Linked DNA regions of Homo sapiens: all the other regions are linked to region 4. A link is a loop called in an ENCODE intact Hi-C map of the cell type or tissue named here. Cell type or tissue: Calu3. All regions are shown on one strand. Region 1 has its middle 42 kb from the start of DPT. Region 2 overlaps LINC00970 (long intergenic non-protein coding RNA 970). Region 3 overlaps LINC00970 (long intergenic non-protein coding RNA 970). Region 4 overlaps LOC105371604 (a long non-coding RNA gene).

Region 1 (8,000 bases), 49 kb after region 4:
AGCAGCTCCTCTAACCTTTTATCAAGGTTCTTAGCTTCTTTGCATTGGGTTAGAACATGCTCCTTTAGTTCAGCAGAATTTGTTGTTACCCACCTTCTGAAACCTGCTTCTGTCAATCCTTCCATCTCATCCTCCATCCAGTTCTGCACCCTTGCTGGAGAACTGTTGTTAACATTTGGAGAAGATGGACTCTGGCCTTTTGAGTTTTCAGCATTTTTTCATTGATTCTTTCTCATCTTCATGAGTTTGTCCAGTTTTGATCTTTGAGGCTGCTGACCATTGGATGAGGTTTTGTGAAGACTTTTTTGTTTTTCTTTCAATGCTCGGGTTCCTCTTCTGCAGGGCTGCTGTGGTTTGCTGGGGGTTCACTTCAGGCCCTATTCACGTGGTTTGCTCCTGCGCCCGGAGCTGTCACTCAAGGAGGCTGGAGAACAGCAAAGATGGATGCCTGCTCCTTCCTTTTGCATCTCTGACCTCGAGGGGTACCAACCTGATACCAGTAGAAACGCTCCTGTATAGGGTGTCTGACAACGCCTGTTGGAGGGTCTCACCCAGTTGGGTGGTATAGGGAGTAGGACCCATTTAAGGAAGCACTTTGGCTATTCCTTGGTGGGGTGGATGTGCCGTGCTGGGGGAATCCCACTTGTCTGGGCTGCCCAGATTCCTCAGAACTAACAGGAGGAAAGGCTATGTCTGCTGGTCTGTAGAGACTATGGCCACCCCTCCCCCTATGGGTTCAAGCCCAGGGAGATCAGAGCCCCTGGCTGGAGTTGTTGGAGTTCCTGCAGAGAGGCCCCACCCAGTGAGGGATGGGTCAGAGTCAGCACACTCTGGCTGCAGTCTGCCACAGCCAGTGTGTTGGGCTTTGGGGATTAGTCTTGGGCCAAGCCCTCTAGCCACCCTGGCTCCAGCAGGGGAAAAGCGCAGCCTGGAGCTATAGAGATGGCTGTTGCCCTTCCTTTTCCTTGGGAGCTTAGTGTGTTAGGCAGCTAGCAGTCCCAGTGTTGGCTGCCACCTCTCCCCTAAGAGTTCAGACAGCTTAGACAACAGGCAGCTGCCCCTCCCCCTGGGAACTCTGTAGGCTTAAGCAGATTCTAGCTGAGTGGCTGTTGAGAATCTACATGGCTCCCTGGTTAGTACCCTAGGCCCCAGTGGTGTGGGCTCACAAGTGGGGACTTCCTATCCGATCTATGGATTGCACAGTTCCATGGAAAAAGCACAGTTTCCCAGGCTGGGTAGCATGCTCACTCACTGTCTCCTTTGGCTGGGGGTTGGGGGCTCCCATGCCCCATGTGGCTCTCAGGTGAGCCATTGTACCATATTGTTCTTCCTTTCTCTCTGTGGGTCATGCCAGCTGCCTAGTCAGTCCTGATGATGGAACTTGGATACCTGGATTGCTGGTGCTAGATTCACACACTGTTTTGGTTATTTTCGATGGGAGCCTCCAATCACCACTGCTTCTAGTTGGTCATCTTCGCCCCACATCCCCGGAAGATTCTCTTTGAATAGTGATTCAGATTAATAGTTCAAGACACATTTATGGTCTCATAGGAAAGTGGAGAATTCTGTAGACATTTAATGTATGTGATGCTTAAATAATAGCAGTGACAATGCATTCAGTAACTTAATAAAAATTAAAAAAAGTAAACTATAGGGTATTATGTAAGAGTACAGAGATATGAAGGAAGCCAGAAGAGTCTAATAAATGTTTGTCATCAAAATAAATTTTATTAAAAACTCTAATAGCCAAAATGCAATTTTTATGAGGGGATAGAGCCATTTACAAACAGGGATTCAGTGTGTTAAATATAACACTGAAGGAATGAGGTAATATTAAGCTTGGCTAAGACTGTTTTTTTTTTCCACTCTTGAGCAGTTTAACCATTGTGCTTAAGTTGTTCAGTTAAATAAGTCAGATATATTGTTTGTTTCTTCATTGCCCTGATTGGTTGCCTGATGAAACAGTTCAGTCACAATGGCTGAGTTATGGCTGAATTGAAGGTGCCCATAAATACAGACTAGAGAGGATTATGTACTTTTCAAATTGGAAGACACATTATAGATTGCCTAGTCCAATACATGTAACCAAATCTGCCTAACAGAGCTAGTCTATAAAATCTCATTTTGGCGGGAACTTGGAAGGACGAAGGATACTTTTTTGGAAAATCTGACATTTGCCTCTTGCATGGTACTGAAAAGAGCTTGGATTGAGGAGTCAGAAGACTTGAGTTTAAGTCTTAGTTCTATTTCATATAGCAATGTAAACTTGGGCAGGTCACAAGGTTTGGATGCCTACCCCCTCAATGGTAAGATGGGGGCAGTAGTACCACCACACAGGCCTGTAGAAGAACTGTACAGTTGTTCATTGTGTTTGTGTTTATTAGTAATAATCATGTGTAGAACACATTTGACTGGAGGCAGTTTGTATTTATAGGCTATCTCTTATTGCTCATGGGTGTCCCTTTATTTTCACTAAATAAGTTGTGAAATGCCTAAGTGTTAGAAATCTGTTATTTTATTATTCCCTATTGCAACAAATATGGTGCTGTCCCCACAAGATGATTTTACTTCGTACTGTTGACCAATTGACTGAATCTTTGCCTAATCATAGGAGACATCGAGTGGTGGCTACCAATGAGAGAGAACATGTAATGGAATGTCATTAGCTGCTGTGTATTCTACCAGTAAATGCACTCATGTTAATGTTATGTATCATTAGTTTTGAAAATGTGTACTAGAAGCTTTTTGCTTTATGAAATTAGCTGAATTTATGAAGATAATTTGCATTTTTATTTTAAACATACCTTTTATGATAAGATTTTGATTTGAACCAAAGTATATTCACAAAATATTGTTCTCAGTTGAAGAACTTTAATGAGAAATGTACGTCCTGTATCATTCTGTCATACATTTAGCTTATTGTCTGCTGGAAGACCTGATCTTTGTCCAAAAGTTTGCTTTCCTTTGCAACACATTGTGCTATTTTTCATGCCAACTCATTATTCTGCCTATCATTAGATACTATTAATTCAATACCCATAAATGAGCACCTACTATGGGTCAGAAACTGTGCTGTCTACCAAGGATTTAGAGAGAAATATAATACAATCCTTGTCCTCAAGGAATTTACTGTCTGGCCATGGGAACATAATTTTCATAAAGTCACCATAAAGCATTATGGCAAAGGCAGTGATGGTGTTCTGTACACAGTATTTTAAGATTCCTGTATTTCCTCCCTGTCTCCTAACCAGCCAGAGAGGGATCAAGGAAGGCAGGGAGTGAGGAGATGAGAGACAGAGGACACTACTCCATGGAGGACATTAATGCCTTTTTAAGAAGTTGAGTTTAAACCCATCTACTATGAGGAACATGGCAAGTGTAAGCATTGGAGTCAAAGATTTCCATGTTAGATCACTCTGGCATTTGTGTGTAAGTGGAATTTGAAGGGGACAGCAAGAACAAAGACAGCTACATTAGGTAGAAAGCCATTGCAGTAGTCTGGAATAGAGATGATGAGTTCTACTTGTGGTTATTTTCCATGGAACTGTAGACTGCCTAGTGTCAGAAGACTCTCCTTTCATTCTTTAAATATTTATATAGTTAATAGTTAATGAACACCTACCATATGCTGGGCACTGGGTATGAAGAGACAATGAGAACATTTAGTTACTGTGAAAATAGAAAAAAATGCAGAAATGTGACAAGTGCTATGACGTAGGTATAATCAGGTATATGGCAGCACCAGTGAGGAACTATTAACTCACCTTGGAAACCAGGAAACACACCACTGAAAGTCCTCCAGGGAAAGAAGGTACAGGTACAGAGGCATCCAAGCATGGGAAATTGTATGTGAACAGGCACAGAGGCATAGGGACACATGGTCTCTTCAGGGAAACGTGACTAATTCTGCATATCTGGAGCACAGGAACCTGGCGGTGTGTGTGAAGGGTGCTATGCCACTGAAAGACTATGTGGTTTGCTTGGAAAGTGTTTAGGAAAAATTTTAAGTGGGGATACAACCTATTGGATTTATGTTTTGGAAAAATCTCCCTCCAGCAATTAAATGGACTTCCTAAAGAAAAGCATAGACCAAAGGAGACAGGAAAGCAAGGATAAGGATCTGAATAAAGGAGACAGTTGGAGAATAGATGAAAGGGCTCAAATTCAAGAATTACTTAGGAGGTGAAAATTATTCTAGAGATTCCACAGGACTCAGAGCCTATGTGAATGCATGACCAAGAGGACTGCAGGGAAAGCCAGGGTTCAGTTAAGGTGAGGAGGTCAGGCATGAGTCTATGAAAAAATGGAATATGTGTGGTCATACTTTTTCATTTTTTTAGAGCCATGGGGTATAAGTTCTAAGGTCACAGATAGTGTAAATGTTTGGGGATATGGGAATGAAAGCAACAGTGAAAGAATATGGATTGAAAGACTACGAATGAAGAGTCTGGGGGAAGAACAGGTGAATGAAGGGACTGCCACTTAGAGCATCTACCAAGAATAATCAACTAAGTCATTCATTCACTCCAAAAATGTTCACTTAGTGAGTTTATTCCATTCATATGTTGTATATATATTTATATTTTATTTATTTATTATTTATTGGGTTTATTTATTTATAACAAACATATATTTGTGACTGAGCATCAACAATGTACTAGGTACTCTGTGAGGTACTGGGGATACAGTCATGAACCATGTGTACCAGGAAAGGACCTACTAGACTCAATGTTTGAAGTTAGCTTTCATGTTAAGTTGACGTGGTGTTCATGCTGGCTGAGCCCTAGGTGGTGAGAGAAAACACGCCAGGAGCGGCTGTTACTCCTATAGGAGGCAGCATGGCACAGTCTATATTGGAGTCTCAGGAGAGCACAGAATATCCTGGAATGCACAGGCTCTGGACTCATCCAGGCCTGAGTCTGAGTTCTGCTTCAGTGTGTACTGTTATGTCCCTGAGAAAGGAATTCAATCCCTCTGTGTCAGTCTTATCCTTTGTAAAATAAGGATAATGATAGCCACTTTGGAAATCTACTTGAGTATTCATATGAGGTGCATATAAAGGTTAAGTAAAGAGCGTGGCTCAGAGTATGCACAAAAATAATTAATTGTAGTCATCATTATTATTTGGTATATATATTTAGAGCCATAGGAGAATCAAAGACCTGGATCTTCAGGAGATAGAGACCTGCTCTGAAGGCACTGAAGCCAGTGTGGACTGAAGTTGCACGTAACATCAAAGACAGCTCTGTTGGTGGCCATAGAGATTGGCTTCCTGTGGAAGGACCTTAAGGTTGCAGCTACTGGAAATTTGCTTACCTTTCTACACTTTTTATTTTTTAATAAGTGAGAGCTTTACATTGTCTAATAGAGCTGAACCACATTATTTCACTTCCTTAGATTAAGTGTCCAAATTCCTTTACAGGCAATTAAAGCTAATGAAAAATAATTTATGTGTCTAGAATCTGTTATAACTATCAGATCTCAGTGATTAATTTGGTTTATGATGCAGAAAACCTGCACAGTCTAAGATAAAATTGAAAAAGAGCAACATGAGGTGAGGTGAGCTAGAACTGTGATATCAGCCCAACACATTTTGCTAACAGACCGAGTATGCTGGAGTTTAATCAACTGAAGAGAACAGTGATGCTTATTGAGTGTGCTAATTCTCTAGGCAGAAAGCTTCCCAGAGCACACACAGCAAAGATAAACAAGGCCATGACTCGGTGTGGAGAGCCTGCACAATTGTGGAGGCTGAAGGATCAAACAAAGACAATTATGATCTCGGTTGTCACAGCAATTCTGTTTATTTGGGTTAGATTGAGTTTATGGAGGGTTTGTTATTTAGGAGTCATTTTAGAAGGCAGACTAGAGTTATTATTACTACAGGAGATGTTGAACCTGTGTCTGATTTTATTATAGTGGGTAATGTTTACAGTAATATAAAACAGTCGAGTAGCAACATTATTATTTTCAGACAACTCATCTGGTGTTCTAACTTCCAACAACGTCCTCCTGACCACCTTACAGTGCCATCTCTCCCTCCAGAGGCAATGTTTAAAATACTGGAATAAATCTTTGAATCATTTTTTAAAATTGGACATTATTCAACTATTTCAAATTGAACATTATTTAAAAAGCAGAGTTTAAAGCAGTTATCTCTCCTTACTCCCAGTGGAAACCCTTGACTCCAAGTTGACATAGCTGAGATGACTGGGCTTTGTAAACAGCTAGACTTCAGTTCAACATCCATTTCCACTAGCTGTGTGACCTTGGGCAAGTCACCTATTATTTTGGGGACCTTTGAACCTATCTATAAAATGGCAGTAACTATGCCAGTCTAGGGTATCTGCGAGTAGCAAATGGGAAAGCCTGTTTGAGCATAGAGTGCAAGAGCCTGCAATGCATGTTCTCTCCCTCTCTCTTCGCCTCACTAAACCACTCACTGGACAGGGACCTGACAGAGGATATAACCAAGCTCAGATCCCAGAGGCTTGAATTCTAAGTGTCCCCAACATTTACTCATAGGTGTCCTTGGGCAATTCATTTGCCTCACTGGGCTCCAGCCTGAGAATTGGGTTCAGGAGACCCAAGGTTTTTCTTGGCTTCTTGAGGAGCCTCCTCACTTCCATAGGTTTGCTCAGGCAGTCTCTGCTGCTGGCATAAGTCTTCTTCATCTTCTACCTGTCCTAATGCCTTCTGTTTCTCCAGCTCATAGTGATCCTTTGCTCTCTGCAATAGCATAAGGTTTTCTTTGTGTATTACTCACTGGGTGTGGGATTGTGAGCAGCCTTCTTTTATTCATTAACCTTTCCAGTTTTTTGTTCTTTTCTCCCTCTCTAGAATAAAAAATCTCTCTGAGGAAAGGCATGTGTTTTATGCTTCTTGGCTTTCTTCAGTTTGTACCAGGAGCAAGGAAGCTGATTAATGGCACCTTGTTGAAGTAGCGATCAACCTTATGTGTACAAAAGCATAGCCATGTGACATTATCCATTTAGAACAAGCCAAAGTGCCGTTCTGGAAAGCACTGAGTGTCGCCGCCCTGCCCAACACAATCCACTTGTCCACCTCTTTCCGTTTTTTCTCCTCCTCTGCAGGGACCTGGGAATTTTCTCGAGGCTTACCTATGCATGAAGAGAACTAAGAGCCTGCCTTCACTCTGTGAATTTCTGTGGACTGAAGTCCTTCTCCAAGTTGAGCTGTGCAGTTCATACCATGACAGATTTTCCATTTCTTCCTCCCAGAAGCCTATTGGCAGAACCAGTCTGCATACTACACTGTTGTGGTAGGCGGCAGACAGATGTGACTCAGAGCATGTTTGATTTCCCAGAACATATTTCCAAGGGGGTAATGGCTAATGAGTTCACCTTTGAGTCTGCCAACAAAAGAGGCCCACAGAGACACCCAGGTCAGCTGAAATCTACCAGACACAGAGAAGACAGATTCCAGACACCAGCAGGGTCTACGAATGCCTGCTAGACAGCCATATAAAAAGAAAGCTACCTAATTCTGAAAAACCAGCTTCACTGCATTGGTCCATCTAATCATGAGGTGATCCCACAGGTACACTTTCAGTGGGAGTAACAAGAAAAAGAAAAGGCTATAAGGTCTATGTTAATGAAGTCATAATCTGCATTAGGGTCTGTCTTAGGGCTCTACTTTTATTTTTTCATTAAATATTTGTTGAATTTCTACCATGGGTCAGTCCCTATTCTAGGTGCGGGGGATATATCAGACAAAAATCCCCGCCCACCCCACCCCTAGAACTCATATGCTTATATGAGACTTAAAAACAGCATCCAAATTTTCACAGGTTTACACTATTTTACCAACCTGAGCCCCTTTGCCTCTTGGTCCCCCAGTCTCCCAAGGAGTTATTCAGTGAGACTTTCCCTCATTTCTGCCAAGTGCCTAGTACTGTGCTAGCTGCTCACGTGTTGATTTTGATACAGTTCACAGTTCATAAAAACACCAAAATTGTTATGTTACCCAGGATGGTAAAA
Region 2 (8,000 bases), 280 kb after region 4:
AAGATCATATTGTGGTCTAAAGGAGCATGAGTTTGCAAAAGTACAAGTTGAGGTGAGAGTACAGGAAGAGGATAAGTACTCCAGGTGGAAGCACCAGCATAAGCCCAGGGCTGGAGATAAGAGGCAATCCTGTGAGGATTAGTGCCCCTGAAGAGTGAAGTGGGAAAGACATGTGGAGGGGAAATGCAGGGAGATGTCTGCAGGCCAGATCACAAGTAACTAAGGGTGCCCTTCCTAGTGTCTGTATATAGGACAGAATTTCTCCCCAAGAATGCATTTGGCCAGAATGTCTCTTGTGCTCTAATATCTCTCAGGAACATGAGAATTTGAATGGGGAGGAGAAGGAGGAGGAATGCCCCACAATTAGGGCTTCAATAAAGTGACATGTAGTTACAAACAGGAAGAGAAAATATGGCATTTGCTCTTTCAGTTGATTTTGATCTGAAGTCTTAACACTGTCTTAAGTGAATACTATGCCCTCTAATTTTCTGAAATTGCAAGGTAAATGTTTAAGATGAAAAACAGGGAGTTAGTCCTTTTTTTATTTTTTTCTGAGCTTAACCTTAAGAGTGAAAAAGAGTCTGCCTTCACATCACACCCGCGCAGATCTCTGGATTCATAGGATGAGCAGGGCTGCTGTACTAATCACATTTTCTTATTGCAGGATGCAGAGCTACATAATAACTGGTGAGTAACTTCACATTGAGGAGTTAGGTTTCAGAGCTGGCTCTTAGGGATCTGGGATAAAAGCAACTCATAGTCCTTCACAGGGTCTCCAGTTACTGGGAATGGGCAAACCTTGCTGAAAAAGAGGAAGGAGGTATGTGGGTGTCAACCGGTTTGCAGCTCTGAAGCCACTGGATTTCTCAGCTCCTGCTTTTCTTCTTCCTCCTCCACCTCTTCCTGCCCTTGCTTCTCCTCCATGAACCCAAGCCCCTGCCCCATCACATGGCTAAAGAAGCAGCTACAAAATAGGGACAAATTATCATTAAATTAGCGAGGGAAAAATTGTACATTTGTCTGTTCTAGTGAAATTTTCCCCAAAGGGCTCAAAAAGATCTGGCAAGTGCTCCCTTCCTGCCGCAAATAGGTGGGAGTGTGTGGCAGTTCCACGTCTACCACATACTAAGCACTTACTACAAGGCTCTAGGCATTGTTAATGCTTTAAATAGATGTCTCAGTTTAACCATCTCTTCAACCCTACAGTACTATTGTGACCATTTTATGGATGAGAAAATGGAGGTACAGAAAAGTTAGGGGCTTCCCCAGAGCTCACAGCTAGAAATTGGTGGAGCCAATATTTAAATCTTGGCAGTCTGTCACTAGAACCCTGGACATCTACCACTGTATTATAAAGCCTCCCAGACTCCCAGAAATATGCCCATGAAATCTCCTAGATGCTGAAAATGGACCAAATCTCACCAACGCCTTTTGAAGGCAAATTATTCAAATGGATAAATGTGGATTACTATATCTTTAGGGTTTTTATTAAAACTTGCTTGACTGTGTATAAAATATTCAAGACACATATGAAAGGTAAGAACAAGTGGCCATGTATGTGGTATGTTTATTCTTCCTACACACCAGTGCTCCAGCTCTGAATATCTGAGCTACTGGACCATTGTCCACTTTGACCTTGAACAATAGGGAGATCCTTCTAGCCATGATTGTTCTTGAATCACCAAACTCCTCCTTCTGCCCTTGCATAATGTGCCCTGCCCTGCTGACAATGAATGCCCTGATGTACTAAGTCACAACACTGAATATTCCTCTGTCCTCATTTTTTTCAGCAAACAGGATGAATATCAGCTCCAGCAGAATGCCCACAAGGTTGTATGAAATTTAGCGAGAGAAAATTCTAAAGTAAATGCTGCAGAATTCTATTATACAGCACTGTTTCCAGAGTGCTCAGCATGTCACATTGCCCTGTAGAGCTGGGAATGCAGAAACAAAGGCCTCCAGTGTTATTTCCATTTGTAAGAAGACTGAATTAACGTTGCTAGGGAAACAAAACCTCAGTTTCCTATTCAATTTACTTTCAGCTTATGTGTCACACCTCTTGCAGCCTCGGTGAAACACAATAAAGGAAGAGAACTACAGTTCTTTTATTAAAAGCTCTTAGCGCACATATTTCCCAGGTAAAGATAATCCACAGGAGGATAGATTTGGGCAAATTTCATCATAAAAGTGATTCAACTCCACTAGATTTCGCTATATGGTGGGGGGAAGATTACATAAAAAGATGCCTGTGTGCATTGCTCACTGTACCTAGGAACACCTGACTCAGGAATTGCATTTGTCTCAATTTTCAGTGGTCACAGTTACAGCCTAAAAGTCTTGGAACTTGTGTATAACTTATAATGTATATATAACTTGTGTATAAGTTATAATGTTTATAATGTGTATAAGTTATAATGTGTGTATAACAATCAAAGAGAGAGAAAATTGGAAGAAATGCAGTAATGAATGGGGTCAGAATGGTGGATAGAGGGTAGGAAAGCAGGAAAAGAAGAAAGAAAATGGTAGAATCAGCTCAGTAGTTAGTAATGGACCACAAGACTTTCAAGAGGGAGCTGATCAATTGATTCTGATGTTGTAAAACATATAGGAGAAATGGGTTACGGCTAACGCAAACCAAACCAAATATCAAGGATGATCTGGAGAGAGGATATGGATCACACTTGGATGAGGCTGTGTCTGCACAAGCATGGGCTCCTCCTTCCTTTGCCGAAATATGCCGCCATCTTAAGAGCTAAAACCAACAAGCTTTCTGCTGACTGCTCAGATGTTAGTGTCTGCACACTTCCAGGGATTTGTCAAATCCTAGTCTTAATTCATCGTCAGTCCCCAGGGTTCATGAAGTGGTCCATGTTTTCCAAATCTCAGTTCAAACATCATTTCCCAAGGACATCTACCCCAACACTGCAGACTAGATTCAATCCATGCTACGCATTCTCAAAACGTGGCTATCATTTTCTCCAATTTACTCACAGTTAGAAGTTACGTATTTCTGTGATTTTATTTATCTTTCTCCTTTATTAGACTATAAGCTCCTTGAATATAAGAAGTGTGCTTGTTTCTGCTTAGCATTGTGTCCTCAGTTCCTACCCAGAATCTGGCACATAGTAGAGTCTCAGCTAATATTTGTTCAATGAATGAATGAATGTGTACTAATCAGTTATGACTAAAAGGTAAACAAATCACCCCATGATGACTAATGATACCAAGCCTTCAAAGGCCAGCAGGAAGTCACAGAATCACAAGTCAACTTCTGACTGAGCTCCTTTCCTAGGGAAGCACACACTCCCAGACAGAAGTAGACCATATAAAATTTGGATCCATCGTGAATGTTTAATTGCAGCCTTATTTTCCACATACAATGTCAGTATTTGGCTTGCCTTGTATGACCATGGGAGGCTTTCAGAATTAGTTTCTGAATAACTTCTTAAGGTTGTTTGTTATATTGACTTCAGCCAAAGATCATTGGTATTTCCTGAGACCGGAAAGATTTGGGCCTTGTGCGTAAACAACATCTTGGATCAGGCACGGAAATTTCAACAGTACTTGGCAATTTCCTAGCAGCTTACAACTGCTGATCCCGCCAACACAGGGAGTTTAGATGCAGTTTCCTCGTCCTTCTAGTTTCTATAAATGTCCTTCCTGCAGAAAGCAAGTGGCCAGAGGCACAGAGAATAGTGATGTACTCAAGTTCTCCTTCTGCGGCAGAATTAAGAATTAAATCTAGCTCCAGTGAGGAAGCAGCAGACCATGCATTCAAGACCAGTTACATAAATGGTTTGAGTCACATTATTTTTTTATCAAAAACTGTTTTATTCATTTGTACTATTCCATTTGTAATATCTAGGTAAGTGGGAGATGGGAATGTGTCAAGAAACAAAGGCTCTGGGGGGTACCACAGAATGCCCATGAGTAAATCTGTAAGACTCCACTGAGTAAATCTTTAAGACTCCACTGATAACTGTTCCTTTCATCAATATCAGGAAAAAGGTCACCAAGAAAGACATGGCTCTGAGGGATCCAGAAGCCACTGGATCTTCCCAAAATGAGAATTTCCTCAGAAAGAAGCAGAAAGAGGCCCAGATTTGAGTCAGAGGGATCCAGATATGAATACTGGTTTTGTCACTGAGCTATGTGACCTTGGGCAAGTTACTTCACCTTTCTGAGCCTCAGTTTCCTTATTTTAAAAGCAGAATAATAATATCTGCCTTCCATCACTGTTTCAAAATTAGAACTAGCTTGAAGAGAGACTCCAGACTGCTATCTGGCTTGTAATAAGTTCAACTGTCATTTCACTGGCCATCTCCAAATTGCCCTCACCACTTCTCCATTTTTCTTTGTTATCATTCTGGACCATGCCGGGTATCCTTTATTCATGCTACTGTTTTTCATGTAGTTTGCTGAACTTAGAAGTGTCATTTTCTTGGCTTTAATATCTATGATAGTAATGACTTGAATTACCTATTAATTGTATTTTGTGGTCTCATGACACGAGAGAGAGCAAAAGCGAAAGTGAGAGAGCTAGAGAGAAAGAAAGAGAGCAAGTAAGGGCAAGCAAAGTCCAGAGACAGCTACATAAACCATATTTGATTATGTGCATCTGTCAGAAGTAGGCCAGACCCATGGGATGATCAGGAATAAGTGCAGCTGGAACAGAACCTAGATATCTTTCTTCTGGTCCCTCGTCACATTCACTCCCACTTCTCTTTCACTCCCCGCTCCATCACTCCAGATTTGGTCCCTCTTCTTTATGATCCCAGCCTTCCACCACGACAACTTTAATGAACTTTGGTCCTGGTCCTCATGCCTGTCATCATCTTCTGTCTAGTCGAGAGTGGTTCTCATGTGCTCTCTGGCTCTGTCCAGGCCCAGCATGTCCCTTCTCAATTGAGCCCACTTTGGCTTCCAGTGTCTGTCCTTTCCACCTCTCCTCAATAGGTTTCCTAAATCCACCACTGACTCAATGTAGTTCAGGGCCACTGTTCCTACTGCCTCTAGTTTTGTCTCCTGACTAGCTCATTCTTCCTTTCCATTTCCTCGAGCCAGGAGGGCCAGAAAAGTCTCTTGTTAATGATGTTTGCACACTGCAGGGTTGATCGCCACATGCCACCACAGACCTGACCAAATGTGAACTTGACTTAGATCTTGCATGGGCTATGCAGGTATTAAAATCCGGGCTCCTGCCATCAAGCAGCTTACATATGATTGGCAGATAACACAGACATGTTAACGATATAAAGAAAAAACAGCCACAAAAAGTCTCATTTGAATTTGAATAATGTTCTCAGTAGATCATTATTTATCTGAGAGAGAAGGCACCAAAAGAATCCAACAAAAAAAATGGCCTAACTGGATTATTTTTATGATTACTTAATTTCAAATTTATACTAATATAATGAGTAAAATATGATTTGCTAAAGTACAATGCATAGGGAAAACAGAATCTGCTGAACTAAGAGTGACCTGTCAGTGATTCCATAAAGACCAACTTGCATAACAGAGACTGGATGACACAGAATTTAAGGTACAACTGCAAGGATATTGTAACAATCTTGATGGCGATCAATAAGTTGATGATTCTTTATTGTTTATATATCTCAAAAATAGCAACTACTTTAAAGCACTGAATTTCAAGTATACACACACAGAGCTACACATACACATAACATGCTAAGTCATCTTTTGTCAATCATTGTACTTTTTAGAGTTATATATTTCAAACTTCAAAAATATTAGGTAAAACTCACATTGTTAACATTTGGATAATGGCATTTTCAATGAACAAATAAGGGCTATTGATCAACAAAAAAAGCATATGATTTAAATAACTGAATTGCAAAATTGAGAAAGCACATCAACTTTGCATATTAAGGATATGTAGGAAAACGTATTCATAAAGTATCTGCATCTGTTTCAAAGGGGAATGCTTAATTAGAATGCAATGACCTCAATTGATCACCCAGTTTAAATGGTTCAGGATTGTGTCCTAACTAAAAGCCGCCATGGTAACTAAAAGTGAAGTCAAACAGCTGCTCACTCTGTTGCCTAACTTTGTTCACCTAGTTAAAAGTTTTCATGCTAGATAATATATTTCCCACATTTTGTACTTATTTTTAGTTTCTAGGAAAAAATGTAGAGGCATTCTGGCTTTTTTCCTGGTACAAGTCATAGTCCATTTGTCATTATGGTTACAGATAAGAAACATCCAAAACAACAAACAAACAAACAAACGAAACCAGATAAGAAACATCCCAGATATTTCTATGTAAGTCTAGACATCTAGGTGTGCTGAAAGACACTTCAAATTTGAACATTTCCTCCCACAATGTTTGGTCTATGTGCATTAAAATCCAGTTGAGCAAATCTTTATCTCAAAGCCTGCTATTTGGAGAATCTGACCTGAAACAAACATCTATATATTTTTTCATAATTGGGGGAATCCCAATATGAGTGAGAGATAAAATCTTATTTACAAGAACAGACATTATCACCCTTTACTTCCTGTCAGCTAGAGTGTGAGCTCATGCCTCTGAAATTTGAAGGAATGACCCGGAGGTTCAGGGTCAGAGTTACAAAGTTGAGACCCCAGTAGTGAGATCACAAAGGACGCATGGTGACAATGCCAACCAGCAGTGATCTAAGAGGGTAACTCCTATGGCATATCTTTGACTATGCTTCATTTCCTTTGGCTTCCATCTATGCCTAGTCTATTATCCTTCAAATGGAGGTATGGGATATTATTCCTATAAATTTATATTCCACTTAAGTTAACCAGATTAATTTCTGTTTTATTCACTAATAGAATCTTGACTCCCACAAAAATACTAGTAGAAGTTATTGCAATTTACAGAGCTATAGGATAATGAAAGAGGAATGGACAAAACAATACATGGAATTTGTTATGTAGCTTATTTGCTGACAAAGGCAGTGAAAATATAGCTAGCATTAAGGGATGGGAATACTGATGCTCTTGGCACAGATTGATAGCATGACTAATGAAATTGTGACCTGTGATTTGATGATATTAGGGAATTTGTGTTCAATATGTTAGGTATAGTCATGGTATTGTGTTCATGGAAGAAAATATTATTGCTTTAAATATGCATATTTCCATATTTGCAATGAAAAGCCATTTTGTCTATAAATAAATTTGACAATATATTTGTAAACATTAAACATAAGTGGTGTATGTACATATTTTATTTATGCTATTTTCTCTAGTTTTTATGTGGCTGAAAATGTTTAAAATAGAGATTCTGAAAATTATTACTTGTGATTACCTGAGACGATCACAAACCAGTTGGAAGGAGGGGAAACAAGTATCCATTGCCATAGAACAGTAAAAAGTGTCTAAAGAATTGAAGGATGAAGTCAAATGACAATATTATAACCCTAAATTATTAGTTAAAATTATAAACAATTATAGGGACTAATATAATTTTGTAAAATTGCCTCTAATCTCTTATAGCTACTTAGCTAAAATAAATGAATAATAAGCACTAAGTTCTACCATGCACATTGTTGAATTACATCCATTGAGTTCACAGATTTCCCAGGCCTTTTTCTGAAAATGTGGACACTGACAGAGAACACATGAAATGCCCAAAATTGGAATGGAGCACTAATGGGGGGTTTTGGAGGACTTGGAAAATCAAGAACCTACAGCTTCCATTTAGTTTCCTCTCTCAATGGAAGTAGCTTCTCCCTTGTCTCAAATAATTACCCCTGCCTTTCCCGAGGACCCTGCAACTCTCTAGTCTGTAGAAGTTAATTTATAATTGGAAGCTATTTCTCTTCATGGCTCATTACCCCACCCTTCACTTTCTCCAGAATCCTAACTAGAATCAGATTCCCAGTGTGCCCCAAATCTGAGAAGATAAAATCTATGTTACAATAATTGCAAAAATTGTGTAAGTTATATTAGGAAAGACATGGTTTATATATGTGCTAATTTCTGGATTCTGAGAGTGTTTGACTAAGAA
Region 3 (8,000 bases), 270 kb after region 4:
GCTCTTAAAAACCTAGGGTACTTAACATAACTATTATTAATCCTGAATTGTTTTACCCTAACTAGAATCATATAAGAAGTCTCACTGTAGACCATAAGGTCCTAGGGCTGGAAAGGAATTTAGAGTTTTATTACTCCAAATCTTTGTTTTATTAAAAGAGAAAATTGAGACCCAGAAAGAATTAAGAATTTACCCAAAGTTCCAAAGGGGTACAGTAATGGAGCCAGGTCTTAGATTTAGATGTCTTGATTTCAGTTTACTATACTCCTTTTATGCCTTTCTGCCTCTTCTCCTCTAGGGAATTCCCTAGGTAAATATATACCCCTTCTTCTTAAAAGAGGATTATCAGCCAGGCACAGTGGCTCATGCCTGTAGTCCCAGCACTTTGGGAGGCCAAGGCGGGCAGATCACGAGGTCAGGAGATCGAGACCATCCTGGCCAACATGGTGAAACCCTGATTCTACTAAAAATACAAAAATTAGCTGGGCATGGTGGCATGCACCTGTAGTCCCAGCTACTCGGAAGGCTGAGGCAGGAGAATCACTTGAACCCAGGAGGCGGAGGTTGCAGTGAGCTGAGATTACACCACTGCACTCCAGCCTGGTGACAGAGTGAGACTCTGTCTCAAAAAAAAGAGAGAGAGAGAGAGGATAGTCTTGGTCAATACGATTTTTGAACGTGACAAACTATCCCCATTTTCTTTGCTCTACCAGAGTTCTTGACAAAGAGCATAAAGGAATCCTGGAGGTGGTGAGATTAATTGAAGGACAGACTTGAGTCAGATAACACTACCTGCTCCTTCACAGCGTCAAATGGATTAAATGTGATAATGCAAACAGCCTAACACACATAATAGGTTGATATATGATGACTTGCTTTTTCCTGAACTCCAGAAATCAATTTCAATAATCAGGTGGGGAAACCAGCAGGGAATCCAATGTCTGGAACAGAAAAATGATGATGGTGGTCAAAATAAAATTTTCTGTTTTAAAATAAATGCACATGAATAAAAATATGAAAAATTGAAAATTCTAGCTTGGAGACTTATTTATTCTTTTAGGGTACCAGTCTTTTTATTATTACAGTGTAAGTGGAGAATGTTTCACCATGGACACAGTTGTGTATGCTAAATAGAGATTTTACATTGCTTGAGTTTCCATTCGAGTTTGGTTTTCTGAGCATCATGCCTAAGGGAACAGCCTGACAACTACATCATATCATTTGTGAGTTAACTTTTTAAATCTGAGTTTAACAAATGGAAATGAGATTTAGAAGCTAAAAGAATAAAGAGGCATAAAAATAGCAAGAAAGCCTTAACTCTGTGGCTCCAGATTATTCTGATGTATCGACTGACAAATTTTTCACTTTTCTAATTTATCCTCTTCTTTACTGTTTACTGACAAGAAAATTATTTCTATAGGAGATCTTTAAGATTCTTCATTTGTGTAGTAAGTAGATTACAACAACAAAACTGCAAACTCCTTAGAAGTAAAAGAAAATGTAGTTTTTCAAACATAGAGAAGTGAAAATAATGATGACTTTGAGCATCTATTTTGTGCTAGGTACACTCAGCTAGGTAATTCTGGATGTGTCATTGAGCCTTGCCATAATTTTTCAAGGCAAGTACTATTAATCTATTTCACAGAAGAGAGGCATAGAAATTAGTTGGCTTACCCAAAACACATGGATGATAAAGAGTGGAGCAGTCAAACCTGCCACTATAGGGCCCTGCCAATTCCTATGCAGCCTTCCTTAAAAGAAGCAATGGAAATATATTTAGCTTTAGAGGCAGGAGATGTAGGCTAGAACTCAGGTCTTTATTTATAAATGTTTGGAGCTTAGACAAGATAGATGGTTGTCTGGGCTTTAATTTCTTTATCTATAAAATGAGAATGCTAGCGCCTACCTCAAAGTGTGTTGTGAGGAATAAATGAATCCCTACAGTCTGTGAAAGTGATTTTTAAGCTGCTGAAAGCAACCAAAGGGAAGGTGTTTGGTGGTGGCTCTCTCAGTGCCTGCTACAATGATCTGCCACCTCCCACTCACCTTTCAGGATGGCCTTGAGGAGTTTGTGGACAGTGGATGCCAAGGTCAACACAAGCAGCAATGTGAGAAGATGAGTTACGAACCTTTTTAGGAGCTCTGAAAGGCTCAAGCACTCAATAAAATAGTTCTTAGAAATTTAGTTTTTCAAAAGCAACTAAAACAGCCTTGCAGAATTACAGAAGCCAGGAGAATATTTTCAAACCTTAGTTAGAAAATGAAGACCCTTGAGTAACTAGGCAGAAACTTTAATCGAATATACCCCATTAGATTTTCAGGAACGTATAGAAACTATGTAGCATAAAGGTTTATTTTTTCAGATAAGGAACATGAGATCTGGATACCATACTAATCAGTAGCAGAATTGGGACTAGAACCCAGGCCTCCTGGTTCTGAGTCTGTGCTACTATCTACTATATGAATTGCTCCTCTAAATGCATTCAAATGCATAGGAATGGCATTGACAACAAAGTTAATGACAAAGTATTAACTATTAAGGCCCACCAGTATGGACCTGGATGGGTTTGAACTTACCGTCTAACCTTGAGCAAGTTACTTCACATCTGTGCCTCAGTGCCCTCATCTGTAAAAAGTATTATGATAATGCCAATTTCATGGATTATTATGAAGGTAATGCACAGAAAGTTCTTAACACAGTGCCAGTCGTTGCTCATTTCTTAGTTATTGTATAATCATCAATCCTCTGCATGTCATCAAACCAGAATTATGACTACCTGTGCCTCTCCTTTTTAGGATAACAGCAAACGATCTGGGAGCCTACCAGGAGACAGCCTGGATGTAATTTAGGCAGATCCTGTCTGCTTCTTCCCATATTAAGCAGAGTTTGAAGCAATCATAACATGATAGGATGTGCCTTGATATGAGGGGATAAAAGGAGATGTAGCACTCATTCTGAGAATTTGAGCCTGAGTCCCAGTTTTTTCACCTACAAATGAGAATACTAATACTCGTTCTTTTTAACTTTGTGATACTCAAAACTGTCAGCTTCCATAAAAATTATAGACTATTCATTGTTATAGAAATTTAAAGCAAAAAGCAAAAATGCTGGTGGTTTTTCTTCTTGGTTTTATAAGCCACAGCCTCTCAGTGAAGTGGCTTTTTTACTTCCTTCTCACACTCAATATCTGGGGATTTAATGTCAGAAGTGGGTTAACATTTTATTAATTACATTTGATCTCATGGCCATGAACTTGGGTATTTGCTCACCTCTAACAAGGAAAATGTGGTCGTTGCCTTAGAACATGAGATCCTTTCTGAATAAATTGCGAAAGTCTTTTCAACAGCCTACTTGTTCTTTTTACATAGGAGCTTAGCTTTGGAATTACGTGAAAGCCACGCTAACCAGCTACCTGCTTTGTGTACTGTCCTAACAATTTGGCCTTTGATTTTATGCTTCTTTCAAAAGCATACAAGCAATAGGCAAACATTATTCATCAAACTGGTTTGATGACATTCTTTTGAATTTAGCTTTTTTTATTCTCCTATGGCACAGTCACATCTATTCTCAAGGCTATGATGACCCACGTGTGCTGAGGCCTCTGGGCAGAAGTGCCACATTAGAGCTTTCATTGGACAGATCAAGAGCTCCAGAGTTCCTGCTGGCTGCCTAAAGAAAGATATTTAGCATTTTCTCTGCGATTGCCTCCTTCCCTTGCCACAGTTTTCTCAGAGTTGTCTTAGAGGAAGTATTCATCTATATCTCTGTTAAGAGCTTTGATGCATAAGGACCCCGCTTGCAGGGGCTGTGAGGCTGCATCTGGCAGATGTGTTGATGTATAACTAGCAAAATGATTTAAGTTCAATCTGATCAATACTGTGGTTAGTATTAGCCTCACACTCCTCCTGTGCATCCTTCACCAAGCCCACAGTTTCTGCCCAGCCATGGTCCTTGAATCTATACTGCCTGATGTGGACACTTGTGTTAAGAATAGCTACCCTCAAAGGTACTCGCACTGTCACATTTTGAACTTCTCTGCCCTTTCTTCCTTTCCTCCCTCCCCACTCAATCCCCAACTTCACATACCCAGAAATCCTAGAAGCTTCCTCCCAGTAATCTCCTTGGAAGAAGCTGACCAGGCTCAGGGGAAATAAAGTAGTAGAGAAGTCCATATTGGCCTCTTCCTGTGGTTTCAGCTCTAAAAGGGAAACAAAAGCCCTAGTTGGAGACTGACCAGCTGTTTACCCACTTCACACACATGGTAAATGTTCTCTGCTGATAATTCTTGTTTCCATTTGACTAAGTGAGAATCCTTATGTCTAGGGATAAAGTGACTGACTCCAATGGGAGGTCACTTTCAGAAGAAACAGAAATAGATGGATTCCACAGCACTAACCAATGCTAATATTGGGTGTGTTAAAAATAAACATGTGTTTTCCCTCAGTGAAATACAACTTCCCCAACCATTTCTTTTTTCCTTTCTCTTTCTCAATATTTCATTAATGCAAACTTTTCCTAACTCAAAAGGTATTCCTGCATACAGATTGGTTTCCACTAAGAGAAGTATGTTTTGATAAAATTTACGCAAAGTGAGCACCATAAACATAGCAGCATAACATCACCTATGGTCATGCTGAGATTGTAACCAGTGAGGTAAATCTGAGCCAAAGACAGCTTTATATCTTTTAGTGGCTTTATTCCCTTTCAATTCAGTGGCTTGCTGAAATAGCTGTAATAATTAAACAGAGAACTTCTAAGCTATCTAGATTATATAAAGATAGGTGCTAAAAGTCACACTAGAGTGGGAAAAGTTTTGTGTGGCAATATGGCTAGGTTACTAAACTGCCTTATACAGAACCTAATGCAATTAGTACTTCTGACCATAGACTTTCCACTCCTTTTTAAAACAGTAATACTAGCAAAGAAGCAATAGAAAACAAAGAGATCACAATGGTAAACTCAGAGGTTCAGATATTTGCTCTGTCGCTTACAGTTTATATGAACTTGGACAGGTAATTGAACATTTCTGTGTTACTTTATTCATCTATAAACATGAATATTAGTAATACTTTTCTCTCAGGCCTGCTTTGAGGATATGAGAACACACACATGCATACATACATACATATACATCCATACTTACATACATAAACACACAGATATAGTAGTGCTCAAAAAATGTTGGATGTTGTTAACATTTGCTGCTATTAGGTTGGTGCAAACATAATTGTGGTTTTTGCATTGTTGGAATTTGCCATTTGATACTGGAATACATTCTTAAATAAATGTGGTTGTATTATACATCATTTTAATGCACATTTCTCACTTTATTTTATTTTATTTTATTGTTATTAGTTTTTGCTAATGACATACTACTTGCTGTTTATTTTATATTTATTTTAGACTATGGAAATGATGTTAGACCAAAAACAAATTCAAGTGATTTTCTTATTTGAGTTCAAAATTAGTGTAAAGCAGCGGAAACAATTCGCAAAACCAACGACGCATTTGGCCCAGGAATTGCTAACGAATGTACAGTGGAGTGGTATTCGAGAAGTTTTGCAAAGGAGAGGAGAGCCTTGAGGATACGAAGCAGAGTGGCCAGCCATCAAAAGTTGACAATGACCAGCTGAGAGTATTTATCGAAGCTGATCCTCTTAAAACTACAGGAGAAGTTGCTGAAGAACACAACGCCGACCATTCTATAGTCATTTGGCATTTGAAGCAAATCGGAAAGGTGAAAAAGCTTGATAAGTGGGTGACTCATGAGCTGAGTGAAAATTAAAAAATCGTCGTTTTGAAGGGTCGTCTTCTCTTATTCTATGTAACAACAATGAATCATTTCTCAATCAGATTGTGATGTGTGATGAAAAGTGAATTTTATATGACAACTGGTGACAACCAGCTCAGTGGTTGGATCGAGAGGAAGTTCCAAAGCACTTCCCAAAGCCAAACTTGCACCAAAAAAAAGTCACGGTCACTGTTTGGTGGGCTGCTGCCAGTCTGATCCGCTACAGCTTTCTGAATCCCAGCAAAACCATTACATCTGAGAAGTATGCTCAGCAAATCGATAAGATGCATCAAAAACTGCAATGCCTGCAGCCGGCATTGCTCAACAGAAAAGGGCCAATTCTTCTCTCAACAATGTCTGACCACATGTCACACAACCAATGCTTCAAAAGTTGTACAAATTGGGCTATGCAGTTTTGCCTCACCTGCCATATTCATCTGACCTCTCGCCAACCAACTACCACTTCTTCAAGCATCTTGACAACTTTTTGCAGCAAAAACACTTCCACAACCAGCAGGATACAGAAAATGCTTTCCAAGAGTTTGCCGAATCTGGAGGCATGAATTTTTAGGCTACAGGAATAAACAAACTTATTTCTTGTAGGCAAAAATGTGTTGATTGTAATGGTTCCTATTTTGATTAATAAAGATGTGCTTGAGCCTCATTATAATGATTTAAAATTCATGGTCCAAAACAGTAATTACTTTTGCACCAACATTTCTTGTGTTCTTATTATGCACCAGTACAGTGCTAAGCATTTTACATGTGTAAATTCAGTTATTTCTTACAACCACTCAAAGATGTAAATAATATTATAGGCTCTTCCAAATGATGGAGATACTAGGGGCCAAGTTTGCTAGACAACTTGCCTTAGGTCACACAGTTAATAAGCAACATTGGGGCTCAGGCCTTATTAGAGCACCTTACTAGACACTCTGGATTGCCTCCCCACTGTTGAATGCTAGACAAAGGACTCACTGCCCAGGCTGCCATTTGCAAGTAGCCGGCCATTCTGTCTATAGCGTTGAGTCATCAGAGTATACATATGGACATGCAAACACCAAAACATCTGAACTATTTGGTGTGTCTACCTCCCATTTATTCAATAATTCATTCAAAAGCATTTATTGACAGCTTGTTCTATGCCAGGCTCTGTGCAAGTTCTGAAGGGTCCAGAGATGACTGAGACAAGTCCTTGCCCTTGGGAGCATTCCAACTCAAGTCAGGGGAACAGAAGTATTAAAAACAATTATACGTGGCTGCCTGCTACCTAGCGCTGTGCCCTCAAATAAAAAGGAGGCTTCCAAGGTGAACTGAACCAATGCCCAGCCCTATGCCCAAAACCCTCAAGGTAAGAATTTTCTTCTTCAGTTCATCTTCCTCAACTGATAATTAGTCCACACATAGAGAGTCACTTTTACCAGTAAGCTATTCCACTGTGAGGGTTTCAATTTCCTTCGTGTAGCTAGAGCTATTCCCAAAGACAAGTCTTCTCATAAGCAACCAGCTCCCCATAGGAATCCAACATTTTCCATAATCTCTTCCATTTTTTATTATATCTTTGAGGTGTTACTTAGCTGAACAAGAAAAGCAGTTTTGCTTATGACTGGGTCTTCGCTTAGATTGAAATAGGGAATCCTCATTGTTTTATCTTGACACCAAGGGCTTAAGGATCTTAGGCCCTTGCAGACTATAAAAATGTCACTAGGAAATTAAAATCTTAAAGATAAAAATAGTGGCATAGTTTTATTTATTTTTCCATTCTATAAATACTTATTGAACATGTAAAATGAGCCAGGTGCTTGACAGGGAATAAGGAATACAATAATATACAATGGTAAAATGGTCCTTCCCTTTAGACTTACAATCTGGTGAATGAGACATAGAGAGATGGAAAAATTTGAAGTACTATTAATATTAATCAGTATAGAGCAGGATGCAGTCACATGAATGGTAGGGGAGATAGACTGTTTAAGACATGGGGATAACATGTGCAAAGGATCAGACATAAAAATGTGCAAAGAACACTACAAAGACTAAAAGGAAAACAATGTTGTATGGCTAAACATGAAATAAAACCTGAAATATGGCAAGACATAAAACTGGATATTTTTTTCTGGTGGGAGATTTAACATGCTCCAGGCCTCAGTTTTCTCATTTTCAAAACAAGAAAGGTTGGGAGGCCAAGGCAGGTGGATCACTTGGTCA
Region 4 (8,000 bases):
CAGTTACGATGGGGAAGTGGACAGGGCTGATCGTGTTCAGGTTTGTTTCATTTGTCAAGAATGTTTTATAAAGTGGTTGAATACCTCTAGAAAGAGGTACATGGTGTTTGGCTGTCTCTTGATTTATGTTTTAAAATGGTCATCTTGGCTGTCATTTGGAGAATGGTTCCCAGTGAGGGCCAAGTGTAAAGAGGGGGTTCGATAAGGAGGATTGACACTGTTACATGGCTGAGATGAGAGCTATTGGGGCCTTGTATCAGTGTGATATCAGTAGAGATGGAAAGAAGTGAACAGATGGAGGATATTTGCCTATCACTTTATGGTTTGCAAAAGACTTTCAGATACTTTATCTCTTTTGGTTTTACAACAATCCTTGCGAGGTAGTAAAGATATAATTCTCATTTTGCAAGTAAGGGAATTAGCCTCTGAAAATGTAGATTTGTTTCTATCCATACAGCTAGTAAATGGAAGGGCTGTGTGGGGAAACTCAGTCTTCTTGATACAGTAGAGATGTTGCTTATTCCCTACCAAATTCCCTCCCCTGGAGCCAGAAGAAATCCCACACATGAGCATCATCGCCATAGCTAAATACAGTCACACTTTTTGGCTCTTTTCTGCTATAGCTCTATTTTGGGTTAATTTACCTCGTACTGACTCTCAAACAGTTTAACAGCTATTTCAGGCATCTATTTCTGCTCAAAGATGCACTGCTCCTATTTTTGTAAGCCAGATGATGCAGAGAATAGGTAATGCGATAGGAAAATTTTGCCCCTCATAAATCACTGACTCACATCATAACAAGATTACCAGAGATCCAAATATGTACTGTCTAATGACATCTGTAAAGATGACAGCACATGATTATATTCCTCTTTGATGTTTTAATAGTATTTACACAAAATAAAGACTATTTATAAAAAAGATACAATATTTGATATTTTACAGATATTATCTCCACTATTTTTTGCAATAATGCTGATAGGCTCAAGGACGTTAATTATCCCAAATACTTAGAAAGTGCTTTGTTTCAATGTTTGAATTCAAGTCTCTAAGGCCAAAGGCCAAGTTCTTTCCACCATGATACTGTTTATTAGAAGAAAGAGTAAAACCATTATGTACTTTCCTTCTTGGCATTTAGTATTTCCATCCCAGCCAGCACCAGCAGTGGGAAGCAGGCACGATTTCCCATAATTGAATACTTTAGTAAAGAATTTACAACTCAGAAGCACCACAAAATACAGTTCTTAGACTTTCTTCTAGATCATACCTACAATAAGAATCTTTGATCTTCTGCAGGCGTGACACTTGTTTATTATTTTATTTTACATGACTCCAGCACTCCTTCTCTCTACAAATACTACATGAACAACCCTGCTATTCAGCATAAGTGAATTAAAATGAAATTTTCCCATTTGTTCTTTTTAGGGATTTTTGCAAATGCTCTGGAAATTTGCAAGACCAGTGATTTGTTGACATCAGATCTATAGCCGGTAGCATTGTCAGCTGACAGCTTTCCAAAGAAGATAGGAAGTAATCAGTGCAACCTTTGTGGAAATTTGTTTAATAAAAACCCAGAGCAACATTGAATCTATATTCAACAAGAAAGATCTAAGTCTTAATATTCATATTGAGAAACTGGTTTGGAATGTTGATAAGATAAGTTGAATATAAATTATTACCAAACATAAACCTCTTTGGGGGATTTTGCTTATTTTCATTATCAAATAATGGCAATCAGTTTAGTTTTGCTGGTCAGTGACTAACCCTAAACCTCTTAACCTAGCTGGGAATAGGATGTCAAGCTTTGGTAGTGAGAGCTAGATGGCACTATGGTGTAATTCTGTGGGGTGCCCAATTATGAAGAGTTTGTCTGATTGTGATGATAGAGGTTTCTGGAATAAGAAATTCTGCTCTTTTTTGCTCGTGTCTTCTCTAACTGCACTTCTCTAAGTGCAATATAGTACAACATAGGAAGGCTAGGAAGAAGTTTCTGGTGTAGGAAGGCTGAAGATGAGCATTGTCTTCTGTCTTGCTCATTCACTCCTGCTCTTGATTTCTTTCTGATAAGCTGTGTGTGACATGCACAGATACACACACACACACATAAACACACACACACCCTTGTTGAGACTTTTTCTTTAAAAATCAATTAGGAGTATTTCAGACAAAAGATGATTTACACTCCTTCTAACCCATGTCCCTGATTCAGCAGTTTTTCCCTCTGGTGACACAGGTGCTATTTATAGGTCATACACGAGCTGAGGCCAGAGCCTACTATGTGAACAGCTTGTACTGTGGCAAGAAGGACAATGATTGTGAAAGCTAATCATATGAATTGGGGCATTCTTGTTATACCCTACTAAAACAGGGTGGAGAAGCCAGGGGGAGAAAACATTCCAAGCACATGACATTGATCTAAGAATGTAATTCTCTGCAAGCCTAGTTGCTGAAATTTCCTGCTGAAACCTGATTTATCTAAGAGCTGCTGAAACAACCCCTTGTGTTTTACCTACTGCCTTCAGTCACCAACCAAATCCTGCCAACTCTCCCAGACCTTACTAGTGCCAGTGAGCTTTTGCGAAGGACAATATGTAACGTTTCCTTTTTTAAAAAATAAAACCCCTAACCTCTTTGTTTTTGGGACATGCTAAAGACAGTCTGCATGTATGGCCTGAATTACCATTGTTTCCTCCCCACGAAATGGCTTAATTTCAGAGATTCATCTCTATGCTTTATTTGACTTTGACAGTACTTTAGAATTGGAAGAAGACATTAGCAGTTTCTCAGTTCAACTTCCCACTACCGGATGTTTGAAGTTCATCTCCTTAATTTTGAAAAACATTTGATTTCCTGATATTTGAGTCTATTTGCAGAAGTTTAGGAAGGCTAGGAAGAAGTTTCTGGTGTAGGAAGGCTGAAGATGTCGGCCATGACTGTGCAGTCTCCTATGATAGAGCAAGACAGGATGAAACTGAAGGGCCAGGAGATTAACAAAATGGTACCTTCTAAGTGTGTGCTGCTATGTTACATGGCATCCTGTAGGGGGAGCTAAGCCATTCAACAGCTTTAGCTGTAGCATTTAAGGCAATGATATCTTTTGCGTCTCACAACTCCTCTTTCTTTACCCTCCCTCCGTAGCTTTCCAGCTGCCAGAAATGTTATAAATACGTCATCTGCCCTCGATACAAGAAGAACAGACTATTCAGAGCACAGGAAAGAGAAAGACCATGATGGAAGAGATGATTGTGTGAGGGCCTCTAGGAAAATTTCCCTTCCCTCATATTTCCCCTTCAACCTGTCTGAGGATCATAGACACCCATTCTCAGAGATAAAGTGTATTTCTGAATTGAGGCTAGTTTTACTCCATAGGAACTTGTCAAAATGTACATGTCTTTGTTCACATAGTATGACCAGGTTTCCTGCAAACAATTTAAAAGAAAATGAGAAAATAAAAAGAGGTAAGCTATTGGAGTGCTGAGAATAGTGTTCTAAAAAATAAGTGGGATTCTAGGTAATTTTTGATAGGAGGAGAAGTAATGGCTGGAAGATGTGAGTGAGGTCTGGCTGCAGGAGTAGAGGTCTAAATGAGACATCTTGGGAATCCCGGGCAACTAGAGGTTAGCTTGAAGGTGAAACATTGGGAGGGGGATTGGTATTTGTGAGGGAGGAGAGGGTCATCTGTGAGGGAGGTGATGAGGAAGTGTCAAAAATTACTTTACTTGGATCCAAGTTCTCTTGAGAATTTGTCCTGGAACCTAAGGTTCTATTCTCATCATAAATGCACTTTTAATTTTTTAGTATTTAGAAAATCCATTCCATGTAGCATTACTGTTGGGTGCCTCTTTAACATTCTTTTCTTCCGCTCTTACTTCCTCACAGACTTGGTTTTGTTAGTATAAACAACCACGTCCGGAGAGCCATGTGTCTAGGGAAGGCTGGTCCCCGGGCCAGCCCAGGGATGGAGGTTGAGGGAGTTGACAATGATGTTCCAAGCCAATCAAAGTGGTTCTACGCACTTTAGGTGTCTTTGGTTCAGGGCAAATGATAATTCTGGCCACTGAACCATGAAGAAAAGTCTGTTGGGGGCAGCTAGGAAAAGTTAACTTGCTTTAACAAAGATACAGACAGAAAATGGTTTCTTCTTCCTCTAAACATTTTCTTGTCTGGATGATGTCACGTCTGGAATTACTGTAGAATCTTGAAACCAGGAGAAAAACGAATCTGAGGGCAAAATGACCCATCCAAAATGTCAGGACACATAGAGAGAGAAAGAAATTGGATTCTAATGCTGTTAAATCAGCTGACTCTGCAGTCACCCTATCTCGAGAGTTCTTGCTTTGTGGCGTAATGAACTTTCTTTTTGCCCCAGCTTCACTGAGGCATAATTAACATAAAACTGTATATACTTAAGGTATATAACTTGAAGTTTTGATAAATGTACACATTGTGAAATGATCACCACATTCAAGCTAAGCTAATTAACATATCCATCACCCAAATAGTTTCTTTCTTTTCTTTTTCTCTTTCTTTCTTTCTTTCTTTCTTTCTCTTTCTTTCTTTCTTTCTTCCTTCCTTCCTTCCTTCCTTTCTTTCTTTTTTTCTTTCTTTCTTTTTTCTTTCTTTCTATCTTTCTTTCTTTCTCTCTTTCTTTCCTTCCTTCCTTCTTTCTTTTTCTCTCTCTTTCTTTCTTTCCCTTCCTCCCTCCCACCCACCCTTCCTTCCTTCCTTCTCTCTCTTTTTCTTTCTTTCCCTTCCTCCCTTCCTTCCTTCCTTCCTAGAGTATTTACAATGTATCTCTTAGCAAATTTCAAGTATGCAGTACAGTATTAGCTATTTTTTAAGTTTATTGAGGTAAATTTATATACATGAAAATGCATTCTTTTTTGCATAGAAGTCTGTGAGTTTAAACAAAAACATTGGAATTGTTTATCTGTTATGCATTGTTAGTGTCTTTTCTGATTAATTAAGTCATTTTATTCAGAAAATATTTATTTTGCATTAACTGTGCCAACCAGGTTCTATATAGAATTTACAATGAGACATGACATGGTCCTTTGCTTCAAGAAAATAATTATTTCCTAAAAAATATGCAAATGAAAGATGATTCTATAGTAGCACTATTTTGAAAACTAAATCTCAGAGTCTTTAGTTTCATTCGTTCAACCATTCACTCTTTTATTAAACATTTGTTGAAAGCGTATGATGTCTGTCTGCAGATATATAAAAGATAAAATCCATCTTCAAAGGGAGACAGAATTGTAAATTAAGAGTTATAATACAATAAAATGTGTTCCACTAGGAGTTTGTATAACTTTTTATCAGCACGTTAGTTATGGCACATATAAATTTCTTTGTAATCTTGTCAATCTATGCCTGCTTTTGCTATTCTCTTAGTTTATAAGAACCTTGAAGGCTTTAATAACTCATGTCTGACTCTTCTTTGTACCTCCAGAAAAACTAGCATATTGTCTTGTCTAGTAAATGCTCAAAATAAATATTTGTAGAATAAATTAAATATTTGTTGAGTAAATGAGACAAGTTTAGTAGGTCTTGAAGGAAGTGTCACATTTGTCTCTAATGCCTAGATCCTTTGACTAATGTAAGTGACTAAAGAAAAGTCAAAGGCACAACTATTTATGATAGAAAAAATTTTTACACAGAAAGTTGTCATTACCGCTATCTTTATTTTGGCCTTCCTAACCAACATTTAAGATAAATCAAGTGGTCCATCTTTAACTTTTGACAAAGGCAAATTGAGTGCCCTATCTCATTGACATTTGACCAAATAAGGATGTAATGATGTTCCATTGACCTTTATCTAGGCATAATTTGTCATATCAGCTGAATCTAGTCTTGTCAAATACTGATATATAATTTTCCATAATTCAGCATATTTTTAGAACCCTTCTCTTTCATGCTATTCATAATTTCCAACATTGTGCCCTGCAGATCTACTTGGCTTTAACACCTGGTTTTTGAGGGTGTATAATGTACTAGAACATATATAATCTGATTTAGTTCTCACAACAGCCATATAAAATTTTCAATACTCACAAATACCTATTACAAATGCTAATAATGTAAACACCATATCCCTTTCTAAACGTTACATGTACTCTTGTGTGGGCTGCATTTTTACATAGATATTTGGAGGAAAACCAAGAGATGTGGTTCAGTTAAATAGGCAGTTAATTTAAACTCCCTTGTTCTTACAGTGTGTGTTGTGTTTTGTTTACATATGAAGAACGGGACATCACAAAGGCTGGCAGATCCAAGTGAGCACTGCATGAAGGGAGAGGGCAGGTAAACTGGAGATGGAGGAATTGGCCCTAGCGCTGCACTACCAGCAATTATTTAGGGAATTTTTCTCCAAATGTATATGTTCAGAAGCTATGTAGAGAAACATGATCTCATGCATAAAAGCATTTGAGAAATGCCCTCTATTGTATCATAATGTAAAGGTTCAAAGCAGTCCTTCAGCAAAGGAATTTTGCTCAACCAAGCTTTTTCCAAACTTTACCAAAGAAATGTTGGTAGATGTATTTATATGTGCAACATTCATTCATTTCTTTATTCATACAATAGGTATTTCTGAGCACTTACTTTGTGCCGGGTCCAGACACTGGAGATTCCAGCAGATAAATCTTCATCCTCATGGCTCTTGCCGAATAGGGATATATCAAGGAACAGATTTTGGGAAACACTGGTCAAGGAGTTCTTGCAACCACTGCTATAAGAAGGAAAAATTCAAGGATATATGATTTTTTCTTTATATGTGTAAATATGTGGGACAATTACTAGTCATCAGAGCAGTGGGCTCTCATCTTGCTTTGGCTCTTACAAATATGCTCCAGGGGCAAAGTTACAAAAACCACAGGACTTGAGGGCTTAGAGAAATGTTTTTCTCTTCGTTCTATAAGCTAATTTGATGCCCCAACACACAAATACTTGCTGACCATGAGTATTGTTTGTGGCCAGCTGGCCATACAGATACCTTCTCTGGAACCTTCCTGGTTTCTTCCCGACCTGTGTTCGCTCTCATTCCCGTCTTTACTTCCATCAGAATATTTGTTTACATATCCCCAACCTCAATCCCACCTTTTACTTGTCTAGCCTTTATATTTATGCCAATTTTTCTCAGTAATTTCCTACAGAATGAGGAAAAAATGACTTTTGTAGTTATGCCATAGAATCTTTGAGAGAAAAGTTTCAGAATAGTAACAAAATCTAAGGTGAAATTGAAAAGAATTGGGTGGTGAGTAGAATTGGAAGTGAAGAAAGTTAGTGATGGAGTTGAGAATTTGGGGTAAAAGGAAGGCAGAAGTGAAGAAAGTTAGTGATGGACTTGAGAATTTGGGGTAAAAGGAAGGCAAGATAAAGAAAGTTTACTTAACTAGTTTAGCAGAAAAGTTTTAATGAGCATTTATGGCCACAGAGAACATTTAGGTGTATCTTTAGTGTGAGGTAAAGAATCCTGAGAAAGGAGATTCATTTCCTAGGTGAAGGAGTCAGGTTGGCAGGAAGGATTAATTATGAAAAAAAAGGAGTTTATTTTATACTTGATTCAGATGGGAATGAAGAAAGGCTGGACATAAAAACTTTGAAATTGACATAAGCTGTTTCATTCAGACCTGTTTCATTCAGAGCCACATGCGTTGTCTACTATTCCTTTACAGAATATGTCACTAGACATTGAGTCAGCTTTTCCTGTAGTTCCTAAAGGGGAGGTAAAGCCCAAAGATGAAGACAAAAGGCTGTAAGTGTCCAGCATTCTAAGTTAAAAGACCTATCAGATCCCTTCCTAAATGGGCTTATTAGAGAGGCTCTCCTACCAATCCCTGTTCCCTCCTTTGCCAATATAATAGGCCCAGAGAAGTGGAGGTCACCTTAGGATGCAGAAGGAATTAAGAGAAACCCTGTCCTTCCTGCCCATGGGAAAGACTTCCCTCCCTGAAGCCCAGGCAAGTGAAGAAGGCTGTCCAAGGATTGTAAAGATTGGG

The links. A loop is a pair of places that touch in the nucleus more often than their neighbours do. Peaks named below come from ENCODE experiments on the same cell type or tissue, not always from the same donor. Only the 100,000 strongest peaks of a DNase experiment are listed, where the experiment ranks them.
Region 1: a loop joins it to region 4, with 5 times the contacts of the local background. A loop is called at or near these places in 7 of 110 quality-filtered maps.
Region 2: it touches region 4 in a loop (6-fold over the local background); 4 of 110 quality-filtered maps call a loop at or near these places.
Region 3: a loop joins it to region 4, with 7 times the contacts of the local background. A loop is called at or near these places in 7 of 110 quality-filtered maps.

Annotation. Positions count from the first base shown.
Region 1 is chr1:168,683,135-168,691,134 of GRCh38, forward strand. No RefSeq gene overlaps it. Among named protein-coding and RNA genes, the nearest start is that of DPT, 42 kb to the right of the region's middle. In Calu3, no CTCF peak of the experiment used is centred here; DNase peaks (open chromatin) are centred at 3,807 and 7,307.
Region 2 is chr1:168,917,381-168,925,380 of GRCh38, forward strand. The region is part of intron 3 of LINC00970 (long intergenic non-protein coding RNA 970); the gene reads right to left. Among named protein-coding and RNA genes, the nearest start is that of LINC00626, 130 kb to the left of the region's middle. RefSeq lists an enhancer at 4,456-4,625. In Calu3, no CTCF peak of the experiment used is centred here; DNase peaks (open chromatin) are centred at 1,727, 1,981, 3,271 and 3,521.
Region 3 is chr1:168,903,772-168,911,771 of GRCh38, forward strand. It overlaps LINC00970 (long intergenic non-protein coding RNA 970), which reads right to left. Exons shown (of 5, transcript NR_104091.1): 4 at 4,088-4,199; 5 at 134-941. Among named protein-coding and RNA genes, the nearest start is that of LINC00626, 120 kb to the left of the region's middle. In Calu3, no CTCF peak of the experiment used is centred here; a DNase peak (open chromatin) is centred at 3,510.
Region 4 is chr1:168,634,546-168,642,545 of GRCh38, forward strand. LOC105371604 (a long non-coding RNA gene) reads right to left here. Exons shown (of 3, transcript XR_922259.3): 2 at 6,604-6,730; 3 at 3,579-4,221. Among named protein-coding and RNA genes, the nearest start is that of XCL1, 62 kb to the left of the region's middle. In Calu3, CTCF peaks have their summits at 1,819 and 3,024 (motif pointing right); DNase peaks (open chromatin) are centred at 1,836 and 2,326.